2 separate regions of the Homo sapiens genome follow, and region 2 is linked to region 1. A link is an interaction called in ENCODE POLR2A ChIA-PET data of the cell type or tissue named here. Cell type or tissue: PC-9. All regions are shown on one strand.

Evidence for each region. Peaks named below come from ENCODE experiments on the same cell type or tissue, not always from the same donor. Only the 100,000 strongest peaks of a DNase experiment are listed, where the experiment ranks them.
Region 2: POLR2A ChIA-PET joins it to region 1 with 11 read pairs; 2 of 35 experiments call an interaction of 5 or more read pairs at or near these places.

The regions. Positions count from the first base shown.
Region 1 is chr2:138,417,298-138,425,297 of GRCh38, reverse strand. No RefSeq gene overlaps it. Among named protein-coding and RNA genes, the nearest start is that of SPOPL-DT, 80 kb to the left of the region's middle. In PC-9, no CTCF peak of the experiment used is centred here; DNase peaks (open chromatin) are centred at 3,217 and 3,797; H3K27ac peaks cover 1,898 bases.
Region 2 is chr2:138,782,026-138,790,025 of GRCh38, reverse strand. No RefSeq gene overlaps it. Among named protein-coding and RNA genes, the nearest start is that of NXPH2, 5.6 kb to the right of the region's middle. In PC-9, CTCF peaks have their summits at 2,567 and 2,767 (motif pointing right); no DNase peak of the experiment used is centred here.

The DNA.
Region 1 (8,000 bases):
TATTCTGAAATCCTATTAAGCAAGATTCTTCTACTGAGCCGGGGGTGCAGTGGCAGGGCAAGGGGGGTGGTTGGGGGGCAGTGCAGAATTGTTCCAAGTTCATAGCCTAGTCACCTAGTCTCTGTTCATGTAAGTAGATTTTCAGTCCATTGTATTCTATGACTTTTAGCCTCATCTTCTGGGAGTTCCTATGTTTTTCATGATCATCTTTGGCCACATTAGAAAATGCTCTCCTTGCCCTCCCCTCACCCCCAGCTGCTTCTGAGCCTGCTTCCTTTCTGTGTTGAATTGTCTACTGTTGACTTAGCACCTGGGCTCCTGTCTAAGATTAGGAACTACATTTCTCAGAATCTTCTCTGTATGGTTGTCAGATGGATTGGTCCATTAAAAGAAATTTTGTGAGATTGGAAGGCAGATAAGAGTAGAGGACATCATTCTTGGGAGGTTATTCGCATCAGGCATCATCTGCAGAGGTGCCTGGTGAGTCTCTGGTTGTAACTCTGCTGCTCCAACTCATCTTGATGGCTGGCCATGCTGACCAACAGCTGCCTCAAGCCCACCTGATCTTGGCTTGTGGATCCACAGAGGCTTACACAAGACTCTCCCTGTGTTCCTTCTTTGCCAGGTTCTCCAGTTCCTCTTTGGCAGTGACACACACAGGTTACTTATATTTTCCTGCAAGCTCCAACTTGTGTTCCCATGCCAGCACATCAGGATAAAATCGTTAGTGACAATTTCTCAAGTTCTACGTCCAACCCCTTTACTTTCCCAGCTCCACTCATGTTTGTATAAACTCTAATTCCCATATTAAATCCCTTATTCCTTTTTCTTTTCTTTTTTTTGTTGTTTCTCTGTACTTCGATGGATGCTCTCCTTGTGATACATATAGTGGTTCTGGTTTCCTGACTTAACCTCAAATGATATACTACTCACAGAAAGTTCAGGACCAAGAGTTACTTTATGTCTCAGTCATTCTTATTTAGTCCAGACTGGATGATCTTTTGAGTACAACTCTCTCAAAAATTTACATGGCCTTTTGTCTATTTTATTTTATTTAGTTCCTGTACCAATACCTACATCAACAATTCTTGATATGTGCTCCTTTTCCTAATATTAATTCTGGGCATTGTAAGCTGATGAGATTTTCACAGAAGGCACATCCTTAGTATGTTCTCCTTCTGCCATTTGTCTAACTGAAAGGATTTTTGTTTGATTTCTTAATTGATTCAGAAGTTTCACAATGGGTTTTATGGTCACATGCTTGATTTTGTCTTTCCCATGAAACTTCTTTTCAAATTGGCCTTTGTCACCCAAAGCTTTCTCTTTTGGTTTAATGTTTTACCAGTTGGAGATGAAAAACAGTTGCATCCTTCAAAACTGAAAGGCCCACAAATTTCTGTGCTCTCTTTATTTCCTTTGACTCTTATTTACAAGCCGTCAGTCCTTTTCTGAGTTCATTTCTTTGCAGTACCTTACCAAATGCATCCAATAGCAACCAAAGAATGGTCCTAACATTATGTCTCCCAACCTCTCCACTTAAAGCCATGAGCTCATTTCGTACATTATCTTTCTTCCTAGTTATTCCAATTTGCCACTACATGGTAAGGGTCACATCTTTCCACTGTACATAAGTTTCCTGGTTATCCACTGTCCAGCAGTGAAGCTGATGCCACGTATTTCAGGTTTTGTGTTATGATAACACTCACTTTGGGGATCAATTTCTATACCAGTAAGTTTAGGCTGTAGAGTATAAGTTTAGTCTGTAGAATGTTAAGCCAAATCTTAGTTGCTTACAAAGACAAGGATTCATTTCTCATTCACATTACGGCTGGCTTATCAAAGGTCAGCTGAAACTTTGTTCGACATCTCTGCTTGTGATCAAGGCAGAGGAAGCAGTATCAATGGGAAATGTGTACAGCCTCATCATAGAGAGGGAACAGAGCATGGCATAACCATACAGTGGTACCCAAATCTTCTTCTTCCAGTGGCCCAGGTCATTTCCAGGTATATTTCATTGGTTAAAAAAGTCCTGGGTTCACCATCACAGGGACACACAATCCTCCTGCAGGGAGGGATACCTCAAGGTATATATGCCTGAAGTCAGCAGGGCAGGATTGTATAATGCATTCACAGGGAGGTCACTGCTGGGCAAATAACTACGCCTGATACTTCATAAGGTGAAAGTGTAACCTCCCAAATGTATGGGCAGATAATATTTTGACTAATAATACAATCACTTTTATTTCAACATGTTTCACAAGCAACTTGATAACAGAGTCAGTTTTATGCCTGTGCTCTAACTATATTTGAACTGACCTACTAGAACCCAAATTTCATGATGCCAGAGTCTACCTTTTGTCCAATTAAAAACTTGCTTCCTATGATTAAGTATTAATTAAATTAAAAAATGTATATATGTGTCTTTTGAAAACAATAGTTCATTCAAGGAATTCCATTATTAATAACTCCTGCTTAGTGATTAAAGTGTTAATATTAAATTTTTTTCTGAAAAATATTTGTCTACAGAATATAACAGGAAACTGACTTTTTAAAACAAATTTCCTAGTCATTATTTGAAAAAGAAAATTTCAAAATTCAAGATATGCAATTGCCTGAAGGTATAGACTTAGAAATTTAACATTTAAAAACATTTTCTTCATTTTCTAAGCTTATATTTCATAACTGTACAAATTCTTAGCTATTCTACTATTACTTGTGGATTTGCTTAAAAGAAAGCTCTTTAGTGTTTAGTCAAACAATAGACAAAACTTTTAGCATGAAACATTATTTTATGGTAGACTCAGCAAGCTGAACTAGTAATATATTCTCTTATTTACTGAAACATTTGTTTTATATTTATTATTTTTGTATAAGGTAATACACTAATTTGTGATGAACTTTTAATTATACATTATTTGTAAAATTACTTTTTTCCTATGTAGCAAATTTTAAAATAGCCAGAGTAAGCCATGGAAATAAGCCAATGTCAAAGTTTGAAGGTCAAAGTAGTATGATCTAGTAGAAAGAACTGTGCCTTTGAGTGAAGTAGATTGAATAACTGATGCAAAGTTTTCCTTGGCTCTGGTAAAATAATTGATTCATTCCTTTGCTATGGCTTCATTTTAGCATTTTAGAGTGTGCTTCCTGCCTCCTTGACTTGGGTGTGCTTTAGCCAAAGGGAAATTAGCAAGTATGATGTAATCAGAGGCTTGAAATTTTTTATGAGTGGTTAGGCTTGTTTCCCTCTGCACTGTGCTTCTGCAGTGCCAGGAGAAGATTATGCCCCAGGTGCCTCTAGCATGAGTTCCAGTATGAGATGCACAAGAGGAGCTGCCCCAGCCCAGTCTCAGGCACTTGAACCCAAACTATATGCTCTTTGCTGAATACCACTGAGTTTTTGTGGTTGTATATCATACTGTAAGAGCTAACTGACACTAGAACTGGAGACCTAGTTTAGTCTCATCTGTGCCTAGATACATGATGATGTCAACAGGATCCTCAGCCCTTCTATGTCCAGTCTCTCAATCTACTACTTGAGGATAATAACACCTCTATCATAGCCTGGTTTTGAGAATAAATTAAGACAATACTATAGATGTGAAAGTGCTTTGAATAACTGTAAGATGTTACTAAAAGACATTTGGTTTTGAGGAGGGTGAGAGAGAGAAAGAGAGTAAAAGAGACAGAGAGAGAGATGTTATATGACCCAACTCTAGGTCATAAAAGAGATGACCTATGTTTGTTCTTTGACCTAACAAGCTGGGAGAAGTTGAATAATAATCTGTGATTCGTCACTGAAAAATGCTTCCTTACAAAACAGTGTTACTCAGACTTCTTTGATGAGAATCCTTTCAGGTGTTCGTTAAAAAGGGGAGGAGAGAAGAGGGAAAAAAGGAAAAAAAAAGATACACAAGCTTCTCTTTCCTAGATATTTCGATACAGGAAATATGGATATAGGTTGGGATGTAGAAATTTGTGTGTTGGAAGTGGTCCATGTGACTTTTTAGGATTAGGCAGATTTGGGAAATATTATGCATATAAAGTATCCTGTAAATAAAAAATAAAAATGCAGATGATTATGAATAAACTAATGTTTGATTAAAAGATAATCAGATTCTAACATTTGAAAACAGGAAAAACCACCTCTGATTATTAAAAGACTTAGGAAGATAAAAAAGTTACTAGTATAATATTACATTAGGTTTTGGTGCTAAAACTCCTAATAATTCTTTTGTTTTTACTTTTTAAAAAATAACCTTCACATCAGAGAATAAATATGAAGACTAAAAACTACAAATGGTATTAATGAGGTGATAGAGTTTTATCTGACTTATTGCAGACCTTCATTTTACATTTGTGAAGTCTGCAGCAAGATAAAGAAATGGAGGCCTACATGCCATATGCTAATATTTAAATGTGATAAATCATCCTAAAAGCTGTTACATAACATATATTTTATCTTCCAATTGTTTCTAATATAACTTTTATAGCACATATAAAACCAAATTAAAAGATATGTGAATTACATCCATGGTTTTTACATAACTAAAAATTGGTAAAATACCAAAGACATCTGAATATAATTATTAAGAACAGAAATTTATATTCTCATAGTTCTGGACGCTGGGAAGTCTAAGATCAAGGTGCTAGCATCTGGTTAGGGCTTTCTTGCTGTGTCCCCACATGGCAGATGAGCAGAAGAAAGTGAACCCACTCCTTCAAGCCCTTTTTATGGTGGCACTAATCAATTCACGTTCCAAAGGGCCCCATTTCCCAACACTTTTGCTTTGGGGATTGTTTCCAATACATGAACTTTGGAGGAACACATTCAATCCACAGCAACTGGGAGGCAGCTTCTGACTCTGATACTGGAATTAGCACAGTCCTCATACATTCACCACATAAGGGCACAGTTGAGTTTGTAGGGCAAGAGGTGTGGAATAGCAATTACCTGGGAACTGAGCAGTACAGGGTTCTAGTGACATGATGCCAGTGTCAAGGACAGGGTCTTGAGTGGCAGAGGCACATATGTGCTTTTTAATAGGTATACTTGTGTGTGTGTGTGTGTGTGTGTGTGTGTATGTGTATGTATGTGTGTGTGTATGTGTGTGTGAGAGAGAGAGAGGAATTTGTGAAGACCCCTAAAGTATGAAACCCAGGAAGAAGCCTGAACTCTTTGAGGGTGTGTGTGAAATGGCAAGGTTGTGGATAACATTAGTGCCCATTTTGAAGGAACAAGATGGTGAGTTGTGACTAGCAAATATTTAGCATGCCAGGGTTAACTGGCCTGAACCATCACTTACATCTTTGAGTCTCAAAAAATGTATACAATATAAAGGGCTCCCTTTTCCTTTCCTTAACTAGCAACCCCTCCTACTCTGAGGTGCACAGTTCCTTGTTGCTTTATGCCCTGTAGTGCCTTCTGTGATTCTTCCAGGCGTACCAATGTCTATTTGAACTTAAATCTAATTACTGAGAAAAATCGCTGAAACCCAGAAAACCTAACAAAATGTTTTTGTACTAGGCCTTGAAGTCCTAGGGATTGTTTTAAGTTCACTATGGATTGGAGGTGGGAAGGAAGCACCTTTTTTCTGGAGATTTCTATAGCATACAGCAGATTTTGTTTCTTGGCCTAGATAGATTCTTATTACTTCTTTCTACTGATCTTTCTGATAGTTTTAATGGAGCCATAACCCACTTGGCTAGATTTTAAGCATTATCTGCCTTTCCAAATGAGCTTATAATGTTAAGGACAGTCCCAGAACGCCCCAGATCAAAATACACCAAAGGAAAAGAAAAGAGACTTGGGGGGATACTTTCACACTGCAAGATGATGACATATACCCCCGATTAATCAAATTCTAGCTAATCATAAATGCCAAGGTGATTTGAACAAATGAATTGCTTCAGCATACTGAAACTCTGATTTAAATTCTCAGGCCTCCATAATTTCAGAATCAATAAACACTTATTATTGTTTCCATTTGTACTGCTGAATAAATCACTGTGTAATTTTACCTCTTAATTCTTAAAGGTGTAATATAAAAATATTGATTTTAATAGTTTTTGTGCTATTAAAAGGGTATGTAATTCATACATACACAACTCTTTGGCATGGTGCCTAAGGCAGTGAAATTGTTGCTGCAAATAATATGTAAAAACCTTTTATTAAAAATATTTTATTAAGGCATAACCATCATAAAGAAATGTGTACAAATTATAAGTTTACAACTTGCTGGGTTTTTGCAAAGTGAATACACCTGTATAGTCAGTCTCTGGACTAAGAAATAGAATATACCAGCACCCTAGGCACTAGCACCTGAAAAAAGATAACCACAATCTGACTTCTAACATCACTAATTAGTTTTGCATAGTATTGAACTTTACGTAAGCTGAACCCCACAGTAGAAAAATCTTTGTTCCTGCTTTAAAAAACAAACACTCAATATTATGTTTATACAATCATCCATATATTTTGAGTTTAGCGATAATTTGTTCATTCTCATTGCTATTTAATGGGCCTCTGTGTGAATGTTGTATAATGTGCTTCTGTATGAACATAGCCAGGTTCTGGCTATGATGAATAATGGTGCTATCAACATTCTTATACATGTCTATTGATGTACACACGTATACATGCATTGGTGTGAACTACTGGGTCATAAATTATGCCTGTGTTCAGCTTTAGTTCATCATACTGAGCTAGTTTCTAAAATAATTGCATCAGCTTACACTCATAGTAGCAATGCCTCCTGGTTTACTTCCTCACCCACTTTGTCAACACTTGTTTTTTTCCATCTTTTTCATTTCAGCTCTTCTGGCAGGTGTGAAGTGGTATCTCACTATGGCTAATAGGCATTATTTCTCTGGTGACTATGGATGTCATGCACATTTTCATAAGTTTAATGGCCATCTAGATATCCCTTTCTGTGAAGGACCTGCTCAAGTCTTTGTGCATTTTTCTATTAGAATGTGTCCTTTTTTAAATAAAAAATTGATTTGTACATTTTTAAATATCTGGGTTTTAGTCTTTTATGTATATTACAAACATTTTCTCCCATCTTAATGGCATTTTTAAATTATACTTTTTTGATCAACTGAAATTTTTAATTTTAATATAGTGTAATGTATTCACTTTTATTTTATTAGTACTTTTGTGTGTCCTGTTTAAGAAATCTGGCCAAGCGCGGTGGCTCACGCCTGTAATCCCAGTATTTTGGGAGGCCCAGGTGGGTGGATCACAAGGTGAAGAGATCAAGACCATCCTGTCCAACATGGTGAAACCCCGTCTCTACTAAAAATACAAAAATTAGCTGGGTGTGGTGGCACGCTCCTGTAGTCCCAACTACTCGGGAGGCTGAGGCAGGAGAGTCGCTTGAACCTGGGATGCAGAGGTTGCAGTGAGCTGAGATCGCACCACTGCACTCCAGCCTGGTGACAGAGCAAGATTCCGTCTCAAAAAAAAAAAAAAAAAAAAAAGACATCTTTGCCAAACCCAGGGTGATGAAGCTATTTTCCAATATATTTTTAGAAGTATGTGTGAGATAACTTTACTTAAAATTTTTTTTCTTATTAAGTACGGGAAAAAGATGCTGTTGAATATTATTAATATCTTGCATTTCTGTCTTATTTAAAGCAGTTGAAATTAATGTATGTGTTAACATTATTATATAAATATTTCTTGAAATGGTGCCTGAATAAGAACAGGGATAGTGAACTCAAGTAGCTTCATATCTAAGAGGAAAGAAAATAAATATATGTAAATAATTATGCAAATAAAAAGAAATAATTGCCACAAAAGGTGCAGATAAGGGGACATGGGATTTTTTTTCTTTCTCTTTTTGGGTGGGTGACAGGGAAGTCTGCATGAAAGAGATGACATTTTAATCAAGCCCTGAAGTATAGATAGAATTGGGGCGTGAGATAAAATGAAGGCATTTTGGAGAGTGAACACAGAATAAACAAATGATCAGAATAGAAAAGGTGTGGTATACATGTAA
Region 2 (8,000 bases), 360 kb before region 1:
GTGCCTTACATCTGTAATCCCAGCACTTTGGGAGGCCGAGGCAGGTGAATCACCTGAGGTCAGGAGTTCAAGATCAGCCTGGCCAACATGGTGAAACCTTGTCTCTACTAAAAATACAAAAATTAGCTGGGCATGGTGGCACACACCTGTAATCCCAGCTACTTGGGAGCTATGGCAGGAGAATCGCTTGAACCTGGGAGGCAGAGGTTGCAGTGAGCCAATATTGCCCTACTGCCCTCCAGCTTGGGCAACAGAGTGAGACTCTACCTCAAAAAAAGAAAAAAAGGAATACTTAAATTTAAAACCCAAATCTATAAAAACCCTGTAAGAAAATCTAGGTAATACCATTCAGGAACTAGGTATGGGCAAAAATTTCATGATGAAAATGCCAAAAGCAATTGCAACAAAAGCAAAAATTGATCTAATTAAACTAAAGAGCATCTGCACAGCAAAAGAAACTATTATCAGAGTGAACAGACAACCTAGAGAATGAGAGAAAATTTTTACAATCTATTCATCTGTCAAAGGTCTAATATTCAGAGTCTGCAAGGAACTTAAACAAATTTACAAGAAGAAAACAAACATTAAACATTGCCTAGTAAAAAGTGGGCAAAGGACATGAACAGACACTTCTCAAAAGAAGACATACATGCAGCCAACAAACATATACAAAAAACCTCAACATCACTGCTCATTAAAGAAATGTAAATCAAAACCAAAATAAGACACCATCTCACACCAGTCAGGATGGCTTTTATCAAAGTCAAAAAAACAGCAGATGCTGGCAAGGTTGTGGAAAAAAAGGAATGCATTTACACTTTTGGTGGGAGTTTAAATTAGTTCAACCATTGTGGAAGACAGCATGGTGATTTCTCAAAGACGTAGGGGCAGAAATATCATTTGACCCAGCAATTCCATTACTCTTTATGTGCCCAAAGGATTATAAATTGTTCTGTTATAAAGATGCATGCACACATATGTTCACTGCAGCACTACTCACAATAGCAAAGACATGGAATCAACACAAATGCCCGTCAATGGTAGACTGGATAAAGAAAATGCGGTGCATATACGCCATGGTATACTATTCAGCCATAATAAGGGACAAGATCATATCCTTTGCAAGGGCATGGATGGACCTGGAAGCCATTATCTTCAGAAAACTAATGCAGGAACAGAAAACTAAACACTGTGTGTTCCTACTTAAAAGTAAGAGCTGAATGATGAGAACACATGGATACATGAAAGGGAACAACACACACTGGGGCCTGCCCGGGCTGGGAGTGGAGGGAGAGCGAGTATCAGGAAGAGTAGCCAATGGATGCTAGGCTTAATATCTAGGTGATGGGTTGATAGGTGCAGCAAACCACCATGGCACAGGTTTACCTATGTAACAAACCTGCACATCCTGCACATGTACCTCTGTACTTAAAATAAAAGTTGAAGAAAAAAATTTAAAACAAAAACGAAAATAAGTGTAAGTAAAATTCCTACTTCCACCTACAAACATAACTTTAAAAAATATTCCACTGCCAAAACAGAATGGTTTAAAATGATAGTTGAATATTTTAATTTATGGTCTTTCTCATTTCAATCAAAATGTTTACATCTATCATTATTCAATAATATACAGAAAACTGAATAAGTTAAATATATTATACAGTCCCAGAATCAGGATATTCAATTTCAAAAATTACAATCTGAAATAGAATACAACCTGAAGTAAGTATGACCTGGCAAAAATAACACCGAATGACTGAATAAGCAATTTAGAATAATTGAGTTAAAGGCATAAGTTGCATTTTAATAACTTTAGAAATTAAGATAGGGCATTTTATTTTCTGGTATATTGTTAAATCTATACACCTGCATTAAGTTCCTGTTAAGTACAGCCTTATAATCTAGATTTTCACCTAAGTTAATGTTGACATATTGGGCTTTTCTCTTCATTACCTCTCAATGATCAATATTGATCTTATGTCCTTGGCTTTTCCCTTACAGCTATTTGTCCTAAATGGGACAACTGCTCATTTTGCTACAGTAAGTAAGATCCCTCTGCTCTTTGACTGTGTCTCCCATCTCACTTGGCATAGTCTCTCAGTGTCTCACTGTTCCGTGTTTTCTCCTGATATGTTCCTTTCTGCAAATCTGATTAAAGCATAATGTACTCTTCTGGGTAAATTACAAGATGCTTAACAAAGAAAAACTCCTGGGGAAAGAATATGATTTGGTTAGCATAAATTGGATGAGTTTACCTTATGCTGAATATTGTTTATCTGTTTATTTTCAAGTATTTTGACCAATACTATCAATTGGCATGTACATTCTACCTAGTATTAAGTGCAAAATAACTATAAAGAATCTTTTTAACTTCTTATTTTCCTTTATGTACACATGAAGACACAGGATTATTGATTGAATCTATATAGCGAAGCTCATTTGAAATTAGTAACATTTTTATCCATTCACATTGCTCAGCAAAGTGCAAATTAGATTTAAGCTATTTATAGTCAACCATTTCAAGGAAGGACAAGCAGGAACCTGCCTACCCATTATATTTCACTTATATTACAACTTGTGTGACTTCTGATCAAGTGATCCCCCAATCTCAAAGGCAATGAGTGATGTCTGGAAGTGATATTGTCCAAGAAGGCAGGTCCCAAGTGTGCTAAAACCTATGGCATATATTCAGCCCCCACACAAAATTATCTTTAAAAGAGCTATGGCAATTTGCCTGTTCACCTTTTATGAGGCAATGCCACATTTGGCCAGTAGATAGCACCCAAGATATTCCAATAAATATAGTGAAAAAAATCTCAGCGTGATTATTACTTTGCCAGGGAAATACCAGACAAGTTCATTTTTGATCAGCTGAGGAAGAAAATAGAAGTCCCCACTGATTAGAAATTGGGATTTTTTTTTTAACCAAATCCTAGTAGCCTCTTAATGTAAACCTGTACTTTATCAGAGTAGGAAAATTAGCTGACTTGTTTCCTAACAGAACTTCTGTTTGCATGTGGGAAGGTACCACACATTTGACACAGATTTAAATAACACATGAAAGCAGCACTTGAACAGTAATGCTGAGGTCCGGAGAGACCACGAAGAACACCGTGCCATTGCATTTCACAAAAACAATGAAGAAGACTCAAAAGGCAACACTGTGCAGAACTCATTGATCCTGCCAAAGGGCACAGTGAAAAAGTCACATGCATTTCAGAATGCAATGTTAAAATTACTAAGAACCTGGCTATAAACAAACAAACTAAAATAAATCATAATTACCTAAAGCTGGTGGATAGTGCCTTGGTGTTTTTAAACTTGCTGGTTTAACATAGCTGCTGCTTATGTTTTGACAAGTGGTGACATCCTTGTTGCATAGGGAGCAATTTCATGTTCCTTTGGCGGTAAGAATAGTAAAGAGAGCTGCATATGTGATACTTGAACCATCATCCACATGTTACAACTTCAGTTCATCTTCTACAGCAAGTATGGCTCTACATTTAATAAGGTGATGAGTGTTAAGGAACCAGGCAAGTACAGAAATGTGGGATAAGAAGTTAGAAGATGAGAGTCATTCAGTTAGAGACCTAGCAAAGAAAAGCTATAGGCACCTGAACCAGGAAAGACCATGTCAAGTGGTGATGAAGGTTCAGGTTCTTATACAAATTAGTTTCTAGGAGTTAGGTTTTTGTTCTCTGCTCTCCAGGGTCTAACATCAAGCCTTCTCCAGCTGCCACACCCAGCCCACTTTAAGGGAATTACACACAAACTCAGAATGGCTGGCCCAGTATCCTGCTCAAGAATTTTAAAATTTGGTTTAAATTGCCTAAAACTACCTTCAGCCACTGAACTTCCTATTCACATAGGCTATTAAATTTCCTCTGTTGTAGTTGTTTGACTTGTTTGAGCTGTGTTTGGGCACTTGCAACCAATAGTGCTTTATTCATTCATGATAAGAAGTTGTGGGGGTTCGAGGGGCAATGGCATTTACTCCAATATCTTTTCATCCCAGGTCTCTGTCTTCCCCCTCTTAGGAACTCTTAAGTATTCTCAAATTGGGAAATTTGCATTTGGTTAACTAAGATGATATTTTGTAAATATGTGTCCCCCTCATTGTTCTTTCATAATCATCTTGGTACAGGAAATAGGCACCTCAGAGCTCCGGGCTACCCCACAGAGTGAGCTTACCATAGTCCAAAGAGGCACTAATCCTGGGGCCTAATCTTGATCTGCCACAATCTGGCTGTGTGACTTTGGGGATATCACTTTCTCTCTCTGGGCCTCAGTTTCTTCATCTACAAACTGAGGAGGTTAAACAAGATGTTCCAATTCTAACCTTCCATGGTTCTGTTCCCCTGCTTTCGCTCCATATATGAAGCAACATTTGAGGCAGGTTAAATAATTCCTTTGTAATGAAAGCTGTCATGTTTGATGTACAAGTAGACAAGGTGATTATTCAGTTAAATAATCATGCATCTGTGGACAATGCATGGGAACACACATGGAACAATAATGACAGGTTTATTTCTATCTACCCATGGAAAGATAATGACAGGTTTATCAGTCATTTACCAAATCATTCTGATTTGGTAGAGATGCAATATTGGCACCCAGGAAGAAGCTCTTTGCTGCCTTGTCAGTCTTGAGTGATGTTCTCTTGACCCAGGTGCCCTTTCATCACAGGGCCTGCTGGGATCCTGCCTGCCTCCCTTCCCCTCTAGCCTCTCCTCTTGACTACTGATAGTTGCATCAACTACCAACACACTCCTGTTACCTCCTTCCAGCATCCAAGTGAAGAGATAATGAAGAGGTAGTATTGCAGCCACCAAAGGTTGGGAGAAAAGCACTTTAACTACAGATCAGTTAATTGTGTTTAAACCTGGAACAAATGATAAATTTATGCAATAAAACTTCATAAATCCTCCAATCGTGCTAAATATTTACAAAGAAAATGTCCAGTTGTTGCCTGAGAAGGTCCTACAGAATCAAGAAAGTAAATAGGTCCTAATGATAGTTGGTTACAGCCTCAGCGTATTCCAACAATTAGGGCTATAATTCTGTAGAGGATGGAAGAAAGGCAGGAAGGAAGGGAAGGATAGAGGGAGGGTGGAGAAAAGAAACACAAGTTCCTGGTAGAGTAGTAGGGCCCAACCATGGCTGTATGTTGAAATATCCTGGGTGAAAAATATCAATGTTCAAGCCCACCCTCAGTGATGTTTGAAGTTCCATGTGATTCTATTATGCAATCGGTGTTGAGATTCAATACAATACAGCATCACATTTCCTTAAATAAGTGACTCAATCACTAAAGAAAGAGTGGCCACTCAAAGGGATTTTATAACAGTTGTTAAGAATTGTTACCAAAAACCCCACCAGCTTCCTATTGCAGAGGTCTGAGAAGCTGGAAGCCTTCCTGAGAATTTCCCCTATCCTTGGGGTAAATGCTACCATGTTCTGGAATCCTGAGTCTGAGGGCTGCACAGTAGCCTCACGCCATATCATTCCCTTTCCCTCATACCCTTTTAAAATTACTGCCAGATCAATGCTTCAGGCTCCTTATAGTCAAACCTGTTTTCCTGATTATAAGGTAGACCCTGAGGCTTTTAGCATTCATAGATCATTGTCACATTTATTATTAGCTAGAGGTTCATTTGTTGACTACATCAAAACTTTTATAACTGCTGGCCAATTGGAAAATACCTGAGGCAGAGTAATGAACTGGAACAGGCAGTGCACTGAGAATCTCAGGCCTTTGAATCAATTTACGGATCCGCCCAAGCATCTCTAGGTGACTTGATGCAAGTCACAGAACTTTTCAGGCCTGTTTTCTTAACTGTAAAGTGAGTAAGTTGAACACTATCTAATATTCACTTGAAACTCTGAAATGCATACTATTTCCTTCTCCACTTTCTGGTAATGATACTAATGAACAGTACGGGATGAGAAAGTTAAGTACAGGGAAAGCACTGGAAAAAACTAATGGTCTGGATGAGCCATAAGTTGACAAATTTGATCTCAAAGCATTGAACATAACCCTAGATATGTTCTTTGCTTTTAAAAGACTACAACTGGATCACGTAGCAGTAAAATTTGGTAGGTCCCACTTTCTACTACGGGTTTGTATGAGAAAAAAAAAACCACTCTTTTTCCCCTCACACTGTGAAGACTACCTTTCAAAATGAGAAAGCACTGATCTGATTCTCTAGTTGTTAAATAGACTGGAAAAGAGAAAAAGCGGTGATTAAAAAAAAAAAAACGCTCCTCTACTATGCTAGAAAAGTTTAAAAATATTCAAACCCCAAGTTCAGTTCCTGTTCACAGTTCACTCTTCACTGTTGCCCTTGTACCCACATCTCCCTATTCCTCTATTCCTTTCTTTCCAACTACCATGACCATCTCCTCATTCCACCTCTATATCTTCATGCCTCTTCATGCATGACTTGTCTACTCCAAAAAAGGTTTATGACTCCATGATTTCCTCCAGATTACGTCTAAACTGTTTAGCTTGGCATTCCCAGATCTCTACAGCGCAGCCCATAACCTAACTTTCTTCTCACTTTTCCTCAACATATTTTCTCCAGTCACAGTCTGGGCTGCTTTTTGTTCATCCCTCAATTATGCCCTATAAAAACCCTCCACTCTGCCTTTGCTCATTCTGTTTCTCCCATACAGAATGATCTCCTCCATTTTTTCCCATGTAGACTAATCTTGGCCATTCTTGGAAACTGAGCAAACTCACGTTTCGTCTCTTCCAAGAAGCATTCGTGCTGGCCTACAATGATCTTTCCTTTCTCCAGCTGTACTAAACAACACTTATATTTTGCTGTATTGTCTACTGTGTTTTGTTTACTGCATATTTCTCAGACTGCATGCTGCTGGAGGACAATGTCTTAAATACTTCTATTTTTCTGCCTCTCTTCATCCTTTTCTTCTCCCTCTCTCCCTTTCTTCTTTCCATTCTTTCTTTCTCTTTACTGTAGTCTGTACAGCAAAATTTGGGAGGAATCCAGAAAGATCAGTAGTTATTTTATAAATAAACACAGTAATGCCAGACTTAGGTTAGTGGGGCTGTTAGGCTTCTCTTTTACCTGGCCTGATCACTGGGGCACGAAAGTTCGCTACTGTTTTTTAGCTTTTAACTTGGAATTCAACATCCCTCAGCATGTTTCTTTGTAAGAATACTTAGTGTTACTAGGGCACATGTCTGAGTTTAACTTCCACTTTTAAACTTTATGTAGTTTCTCAAAAGAACAAAAATGATCTAAGAAATATGAACAAATTGAAGGAAAAAAGTGAACTATTCCAGTAATTAAACAACTTTGTTATTTATTTCAATAATGTGTTAAATCATGCCCTCCTCATTTACAAAGCCTGTGATAGCTGAATGGCAAACTACCAAAGTACCAAATGGAGACAGGACCTCACCTTCTGGCTCTATAAATGAGTCAGCTCAGCTCAGGCAGAGACACCAAGTCTAAATGAGGTAGTGCCTCTTGCAAAGCGGTTAGCCTCTCTCCTCTTCGAGCTGTACCTCTTCAGAAAGGGGTTCCTCTGTTTCTGCAAAACCCTTCCTATTATGTCCGTTTTGTTTCGAAAAGGTTGTCTGTAAATAAGATGCAGCCCTATCCAGGGACGCAAAGTTGGGCAAAATCAACCAATAGAGATCCTTCCAGTTTTTGAAATCCTCTTATTTGTGCTTTTGGGACAGAATAATTTACTAGAACTGGTAGAACAGGGCTCTAAGCCTTGGTAAAGAGGGAATTTTTGTAGGGATGAGGAGTGGAATGGGTGAGATATAGATTTGGATATGCAAATAGTGGTTTTGTTTTTGAGTCTGTTGCAAGGCAAAAGGAGAGTCTGAGATCAAGCAGAAATGGGATGCAGCTGGTGCATCCTTTACCATGGAACCCCCAGTCAGGCTTAGCAAGGGTTTAGGGAGGATGCATGCCCCTTGCTTGCCACTCTCCCCCCCTACAGGAAATGGAGTTGTACTGGAA